2 separate regions of the Mus musculus genome follow, and region 1 is linked to region 2. Evidence: chromatin loops called from intact Hi-C (ENCODE). Cell type or tissue: heart. All regions are shown on one strand. Region 1 overlaps Pde11a (phosphodiesterase 11A). Region 2 overlaps Gm50595.

Region 1 (4,000 bases), 450 kb after region 2:
TCCCAAGGGGGCAAACAAAGAGCTCTAATTGTATTCCAGAGAGATTCCTTTTGGGGGAAATTTTTTGACCTCAAGGATCAGGACTTATCTGAGAACGTCAGTCACTAGACCGCGTGAGATGCTCCAGCTTGAGGCTGGGACAGATTTCCCCCCTAAGTGTCCCTTCTGTTCTCCAGCTTGAATTATTGATAAAATGGCGTGGCTATCTCCCCAAATAACCTTGTTGACAACACAAAGGTGGACTGAAGAACACTACCTCCACACTGAAGATTTAGGATCCCCAGTAAATGTCAGGAGGTGTCAATGTGTGTGCCGTGACACTTGGTTATTATTAGTGTTTAACTGCCGGTCCCCACCAGCGCCATGCCGCCAGCACCACCATAAATTTTAATGTGATCACGTGCTCTTCCCTTTTCACAGCCAGCGAATTCTGCAAGATCATAATATCCTATATGAACCCTAGCTGAACCTTAGCGTGATGCGATAAGAGCGAGATTTTGAGCAATGAAAGTTGTTCGTCATTATAGTGCTTAAAAAAAAAAAAACCAAAAACCAAAATCCCGGACGCTGAGCAACATAGTTCTTCAAATAATATTTCCCTAAGATAAATTCACTCATTCAATTAATCTTTATTGAGCCCTACGGGAAGCAGGGCAATGCCCTAGGTGATAAAGAGTCTATTTATAAGACACTAAAGAATCCTGACTCTTAAGGACCCTTTCTGTTCCCCTTGGAAAATCTGTCAGAGTACACACCATTTATAATGCAAACAAAAAGTATGTCTGTAACTTAGACATCAAGGCACGCCTTTTAGTCTACAGAATACAAGCAAAAAAAAAAAAAATCCATTCCTATATCTGGTTTACCCTGTCAGTACAGGAGCCCTGGTCATAATCTTTCATTACACATGTGCACAACGGGCTAGCATTCCTTTCTCCTTACATAAACAATGAGAATTTGTATAGATACCATTGGTATATAGGTTTTTAGTCTCTGTCTAGCCATGGTTGATGAAAGCATTATCTAGTATATTTATTAGAGGAAGGCAAAGCTCAGGAAAAAAAATTAACTATATAGGTATTTCCTTCAAATAAAAGGTAACCTTGAAGCTTTGATTCCGCAATTTTAAAAAAATTTCCAGCGAGGTGCATGGAACAAATCAATAATCGATCAATGGGTTTCTGGGTGAATGAAATATCCACCCACGTCTGAATAAAACTGCTCGTGCTATAAACTTCCCCTTTGTTTCCTTTGATTTCTAAGGAGCTAAAGTTATTTGGTTTCCTAAACATGAGGCTGGATGCTGTTGCAAACCATTTTGAGTGAATAATCTTATTTTCTCTGTGTGAAATAATTTTAGAGATAAAAGCTAGGAAGTTGGTGCAAATATGCATGTGAGTGTCCAGAAGTTTGTGGTTCCAAACCCGTTCAGCAGTGCCCAGCTGCGCAACTTCCCCCTTCTCCTAGACAATGGGGTTAGGAAAATGCGCGATCAAATTTCAAGTCACGTGGAGGAGGCAGGATTCTTCTTGCTAACGCACAGTCATAAAACAGGCCCATCTTCATAGAAGGGGCTCTGTTCCGACAGACCGGCTTTGTTGGTGAATATTTTAAAGAAAACATTTATTTTTGCACTGGCCTGAATCTGTCGCGCCAGAAGAAAAGAAGCACTTTCAAGGAAGGTTGGTCAAGGTTTGACCGCTCACTGCTTCCTCCCCCCCCCCCCCCAACACCCCGCCTCCGGATTGGTTGGGAAACTTTGCCTTGGAGCGCCATCTAGAGGAAATTCCAGCACACATCGGGCGTCCTTTCAGTCAAAAATTTCCTTCCTTCTTTCCTTCCTTCCTTCCCTCCCTCCTTTCTTCCTTCTCTTTTTCTGTCCCTCCCTCCCTTCCTCTCTCCTTCCCTCCCTCCTTTGCTCCCTCCCTCCCTGCCTTTCTTCCTGTTGGCTGGTGGTAACTTGAGAAGCAGAGGCAAGATGATCAAAAGTTCAACCTAATGTGACCACAGAATTGAGGAAGGGAAACTGGGGTTGTGGGGAGGGGTGGAGGTCTGGAGAGCGGATGCTGTGGAACACAGATGCTGTGTACATAGAAACGAGGAGATGGGGGGTTTAACTGGGAAGAGGGGAGGGAGAGACGCACAGAGGGAGAGGGAGGGAGGAGGGATACATAGCATTAAGGGTGTTTGAAAAAAATTGTAGGGAAACATTTTTATGTTTCTTAAAACACACAAATATGCAACATGTGTGTGTGTGTGTATATGTATCTATACAGTTTAAATGAAGTGACACTTGGGAGTGATACTATTCTCTCAGGAGCTTTAGACTATCTAACAAAACACCCAATGCTAGACAGGCAGGGAAAACTTTCTCTAGATTTGTTGGTCAAGAGAGTTGGAAGAAACTTCCAAAATAACACAGCTTATTGCTGTAGCTAGTGGTTGCCTCTCAGAACTTGCAGGCAAGGCCTGTTCCTAGAGATGCTACATACGTCAGATATAGTCGTTGCAGGAATAAAGCTAGAACTGACCTGGAAGCCTCAGCCCTGAAAACTAGCTTTCCTAGTACCTGAAATGACTATGCAAGTTGACAAAGCAGAAAAACAATGAATAGCCCCACCCACCTGCTGAGCTTCCCAACCATACAACGACCAGCACTCATCAAAGGTTCAAGGAAAGTTGCAATAGTGACACTGATATCTCGGAGGTGACAACAGCTGTCTACTTGGATTTGTATCCTGCTTAAGAGGAGGAACTCATGCTTAGTGTTGTAAACCTAGCCAACTACCTATGACTTGCAAGATCAAGGACCCTAGAGGAGAACCTAGCATGGCTATTTCCCCCAAGGGTACAGTAGATGTCTAACTGTATTCTAAATATGTATCCTTATACCTGCAGGTGTAGTTCTCACTCCTCCTCAAAGAAGCTTCCTTTTGCAGCTTCTTGCAGACCAAGAAGCTACAACTGGTCAAAACGCTGAAAACAGCAGACCGTGGAATGCTCAGCCTCAGCTGAATCATGCACAACACAACTCACTCCTTTACCCAAGGCTCAGGGGACATCTTCAGGGATGGAGCAGAAAAATTGCAAGAGCCAGAGCGTCAAGATATCTGCTCTGAGATTGTGTCTTCTACATAGGACAGGGAAACTGCACCCAGGAAGTCTCAACAGCATGGCTGCCTAACCAAGATCTGTATAACACACCTGTTAACATACCAATATAGAGGAGGGAAATGTCACAAGGCCCCACTTCCAGATGAAGATCTAGAGGCAATGAATGGCTTCTGAGAGACGAAGTCTCAGTCTTCTCCAGGGACGGGCTCTCTGATGTGTTATCCAATCCCAAATGGTCAGCCCTAAACATATGTACATGCTAGCAACATCAAACAGACTCAGAAAGCTGTGTATATAACCAGAACTAATGATATAATTACAATTATGCGATTAAAGAAGATGAGGTCATGAATCTGAGAGGGAGTAGGGGGCAAGGAAAGGGGGATGAACAAGGTGGGGTGGAAAGTATTAAATACAGTATTCATGTATAAAATTCTCAAAAAAATAATGCCAAGTCAGGAGGCAGAGTATGTGGCAAGTATATTTGGTAGGAAGTGAATGAAATCAAAATACATTGTATGTATGATAGAAATTATTAAAGAGATCAAAACATTATGTTTTTAAAAAGAAGTTCAAGGGCAATGTCATCTACATAGCTAGTTTAAGGTCATTGAAGGGCAGCCTGGACTACATGAGACTGTCTGCAAAAAACAGACAAAAAAGAAAAGAAAAGAAAAGAAAAGAAAAGAAAAGAAACCAGATTAATAGAAAAGTTTGGTTTGGGTTTTAACTCGTTAGAATTAGAATATGTGGACCCTAGAACGAAGACAGAGTCTCAAAATAGTGAAAGACCCCAGTGGTCTTCAGGGATGCATATAGTTCTGGTGCCCACACATGGATATAACGTGGGTGTCCTTTACCACAGGCTGAGATCATGTTAGAAACT
Region 2 (4,000 bases):
AACAGGGACTCGTAAGACTTTCCAGTTACCAACCTCAAAATGAAGGAAGTAGGTCTTCCAAATGAAGGAGTCCATGAAGAAGCCAGAACCAAACAGTGTCTTGGTTGATTGATTGATTTTCTTTCTCCCATTCATGCATATCAACAGAGGATCTTCATGTTCTTTTTTTAAGATTTATTTATTATTACACATAAGTACACTGTTGCTGTCCTCAGACATACCAGAAGAGGGTGTCAGATCCCACTACGGGTGGTTGTGAGCCACCATGTGGTTGCTGGGACTTGAACTCAGGATCTCCGGAAGAGCAGTCAGTGCTCCTACCCACTAAGCCATCTCACCAGCCCCTCGTGTTCTTGTTTTGTTTTTTGTTTTTTTTTTTTTGTTTTTTTGGGGTTTTTTTGTGGGTTCTTGTTGGTTTTGTTTGTTTTAAACATGATCTCATCTAGCCCAGGCTATCTTCCAGCTAGTAGATGAGCCACAACACCCAGGTTATAGGGAAGGAAAACCTGGTAAACTAGAGTTAAGTCAGGAAAAAGAAAGAAACTATTCACCATAGTCCTGGAACTAGGGTGCTAGAATAAACACTTGGCAGGAGGCAGAAGATCTAGTGTGCATGATGTCCATATACTAAGCCTTTCATGGGAGAGTTCATTTCACCACCATCAGTAACTCCGTGTGGTGGGTGGACTTATCATCCTTATCTTATAAGTGGGAAAACCGAAGAAAGTGGCTAATACATTCCTATACAGCTAGAAAAGAACACAGCTTGTCATCAAAACTGGGTAGTGTAAGCCAGAGCTTGTCGCCATGGTATCACCTAATCAGCGAGAGTAACGGAGCAAAAATGGAGAGAGCAAATTAATGTTTTCAAGCGAGCGCCATGAGGTTACGGTCGCACAGTCTACCTCATTTATATGGAGAATGTGCACATAGGTTCTTTCACATCAGTGGAAAGACATTGGTCACCTGAAAAACGTTAAGTACTGCTCCACCATGGACACAAATAATCATTTAACAAATATTTATTCATCACCTCCCCAGTTTCAGGCCCTATGACAGATGATATGAATCTCTGCTCTCTGTTACAATCAACCGTGATGTTAGTGGCTGGGGATTATTACTAGAACTCAGAAGATGAACTACAAATCTCAGGTGTGTGTGTGTGTGTGTGTGTGTGTGTGTGTGTGTGGTTTTCCTTGGCTGTTTCCTTGGCTCTGTCTGCCTGATATCAGTTTGAGAATGAGATGTCCCTCAGCAATTACTGTGTTTAAATATAGCAGTTTCCAGTTGCTGATGCTGTTTGGGGGGATTATAAAACCTTTAGAATTCAAGGTCTGGGGCTAGAGAGGCGGCTCAGTGGTTAAGGGTACTCGCTGCTCTTACTGGGACCTGGGTTCACGTCTCAGCATCCTCATCAGGCAGATCACGGCTGCCTGCCTGTAACTCCAGCTCCAGGAGATCTGACGCCCTCTTCTGGCCTCTGCAGAAACCTGAACAAATGCAGCAGACACACACATACACATAAATTTAAAAAAAATAAATCTTTTAAAAAGCCTGGGGACTAGATCACAGACACGGCTAGTGGTAGCAGGTATTTAAGGGATACGGCTAAGCCTGACTCCTGTCCCATTTTCTGCTTCCTGATCTGCTGAGATGTGAAAAGCGTCCAATGCATGTGTGTACACACAGCCTAGAGCCTTCTGTCTACACTTTTCTGGCCATAATGAACTGAACCCTGGGAAACTGCAAGCCAAAATAAATACTTCTCTTCCTTGTTACTGTCAGATATTGTGTCTCAGCGGTGAGAAAACTGAGTCATCTACTTTGATTCCCATCTCGGTGAAAATATAAAACCCCAGGCTCAATGTAGCTCACAGATTCTCTGGAAGAGCCTGAGATTCTCCAGAGATTCTTTCTGGCCTTACGCCCGCACACACGCCTTGCAACCCGGTGGCCATGTGCAAACATAGCCCAGGCAAAGTGAAAAGTAACAAATAGAGAGCAAACATAAAAAGAAAAGAATTCAAAGATCAGCTCTTCACAGCTGGCCTGGGTACTTTTCTAGTGCTCAGAGAAGATACCAGGGCCGAGGCAACTTATAAAAGGAACGGTTTATTTGAGCTTATGGTGCCAGAGGGTGAACCCATGATCATCGTGGCAGGAAGCACAGCAGCTGAGAACTTACATGTAATCTACAAGTTAGAGGCAGAGAGAGAGAGAGAGGAGAAGAGAAGAGAAGAGAAGAGAAGAGAAGAGAAGAGAAGAGAAGAGAAGAGAAGAGAAGAGAAGAGAAGAGAAGAAAGAGAAGGAGGGGGCCTGGGCTTTTAAAACCACAAAGTCCATTCAACAAGGCCATTAGCTCTTTTTTTTTTTTTTTTTTTTTTTTGGTTTTTCGAGACAGGAGACAGGGTTTCTCTGTATAGCCCTGGCTGTCCTGGAATTCACTTTGTAGACCAGGCTGGCCTCGAACCCAGAAATCGCCTGCCTCTGCCTCCCAAACGCTGGGATTAAAGGTGTGCGCCACCACCGCCCGGCGGCCATTAGCTCTTAATCCTTCCCAAAAGGAAGGATTTAATCTTTCCATCAACTAGGGACCAAGCATTAAATACACAAGCCTGTGGGGGCCACTTCATTCAATCACCACACGCTGATCAGGCAGTACCCACATGCTGCCCACTAGATCCAGAGAAGACCCCTTATAGACTGGCTCACCTAGTGCCTGAACGACATGGCCAAATAAAGAGGATCTATTAAGACAAATACCCACCCATGGAAAAACTCTGAAGAAGGCCAGGGGTTTCTGCGGGGATCGGGTGAATACCAGGTTGTCTATGCCCCGATGTTTCAAGGGTCAGTGAAAGCCATCTGCACAACCGGAATGTATAAACGAACCCTTAACCGAAGCCCCTGAACAATGGCTCTACCTTGGAGTCTCCCTCCTCAGCTTGACCATCAGGCAGACTGTCCATGATGGGAAGAGACCACTGCTGAAGGGCCAGTTGGAGCATAGGAGCATGGCAGGCTTTGCCTTTCTCTCCCATCCCCTCTGCCTTGCTTGAAGCCATTAGATTCCTAAAGCTAGCCACAAAGGTCTAGTTCCTTACTTGGCCACTTCCTCCTCCTGAGGCTGACCTCAAAAGTCCAGCTATCAAAGTATTGAAGTCTAGCAATCAAAACCTCCCTTTGGCTCATCTAATTAGCATGTCCAGTTAAAATTAAGCACCTTATCCTAACACTGAGTTTCCCATTTCATCTTTATAAAATGGCATTTTGCTATAGGCCACATGTCTCCTCTCTGTCCAGAGGCAGCCCTTTGTCCTCTGAGACAAATACCTCTCCTCCTTTCTCCCTTGTTCCCTTCCCCTTCGCCCTTGTCCTCTATCCCTGACTTTGTCTCTTATTCCTTGCCTTCTGTCCCTCTGGGGCAAATAAATTTCTTTTGTGCTGAGAACTTGGTCTTGCTCCCAGGAGCAATACTTTTCCTAACAACTACTGACCTGGGAGAGGTTAACTATCAAGCAAAGGATACATGGGGCACAAAATGTGACAAGAAAAAGGGCGAACAAAAATATGGGAAGAGGATGATGGGTGGGAGCAGTTAAGATAAAAGAAAGAAGATATGTGTGTTTTCTTCTATGGGCACACAGGAAAGATAGCTACTGCAATCTTGGTGACCTTGTGGAAGGGACTTGTGCCTAAACAAGAATTCCAGCTTTCTTCACTGCCCCTTGAAAGGGAGTAAAGAGGCATTTCATTATTCTGGTATTTGTTAGCTATGTTAGATCCCTTTGGCTCTCCCAAGGTCATCTCAGAATGAGAACAAGAGTGGACAATTAGAGTTCTCACATGGAACTCAGTTACTATTCTCCAAGAACAAGCCTTTTTGAGGGAGATGGGTGCCCCAGAACATGTTTTGAGACCTGTGGTAGTCATTGATGAGTATGGGGAGGGACCATCACAGTAACAGTGTTTGTTGCATCTAAGCATTGGAAGAGTGCCT

What was found. A loop is a pair of places that touch in the nucleus more often than their neighbours do. Peaks named below come from ENCODE experiments on the same cell type or tissue, not always from the same donor. Only the 100,000 strongest peaks of a DNase experiment are listed, where the experiment ranks them.
Region 1: it touches region 2 in a loop (3-fold over the local background); 3 of 42 quality-filtered maps call a loop at or near these places.

The regions. Positions count from the first base shown.
Region 1 is chr2:76,069,048-76,073,047 of GRCm38, forward strand. The region is part of intron 12 of Pde11a (phosphodiesterase 11A); the gene reads right to left. Among named protein-coding and RNA genes, the nearest start is that of Gm52518, 35 kb to the left of the region's middle. In heart, a CTCF peak has its summit at 1,804 (motif pointing left); DNase peaks (open chromatin) are centred at 1,494 and 2,004; H3K4me3 peaks cover 1,476 bases; H3K27ac peaks cover 2,244 bases.
Region 2 is chr2:75,620,590-75,624,589 of GRCm38, forward strand. All of the region lies in intron 1 of Gm50595, which reads right to left. Among named protein-coding and RNA genes, the nearest start is that of Gm39853, 9.2 kb to the left of the region's middle. In heart, no CTCF peak of the experiment used is centred here; a DNase peak (open chromatin) is centred at 1,812.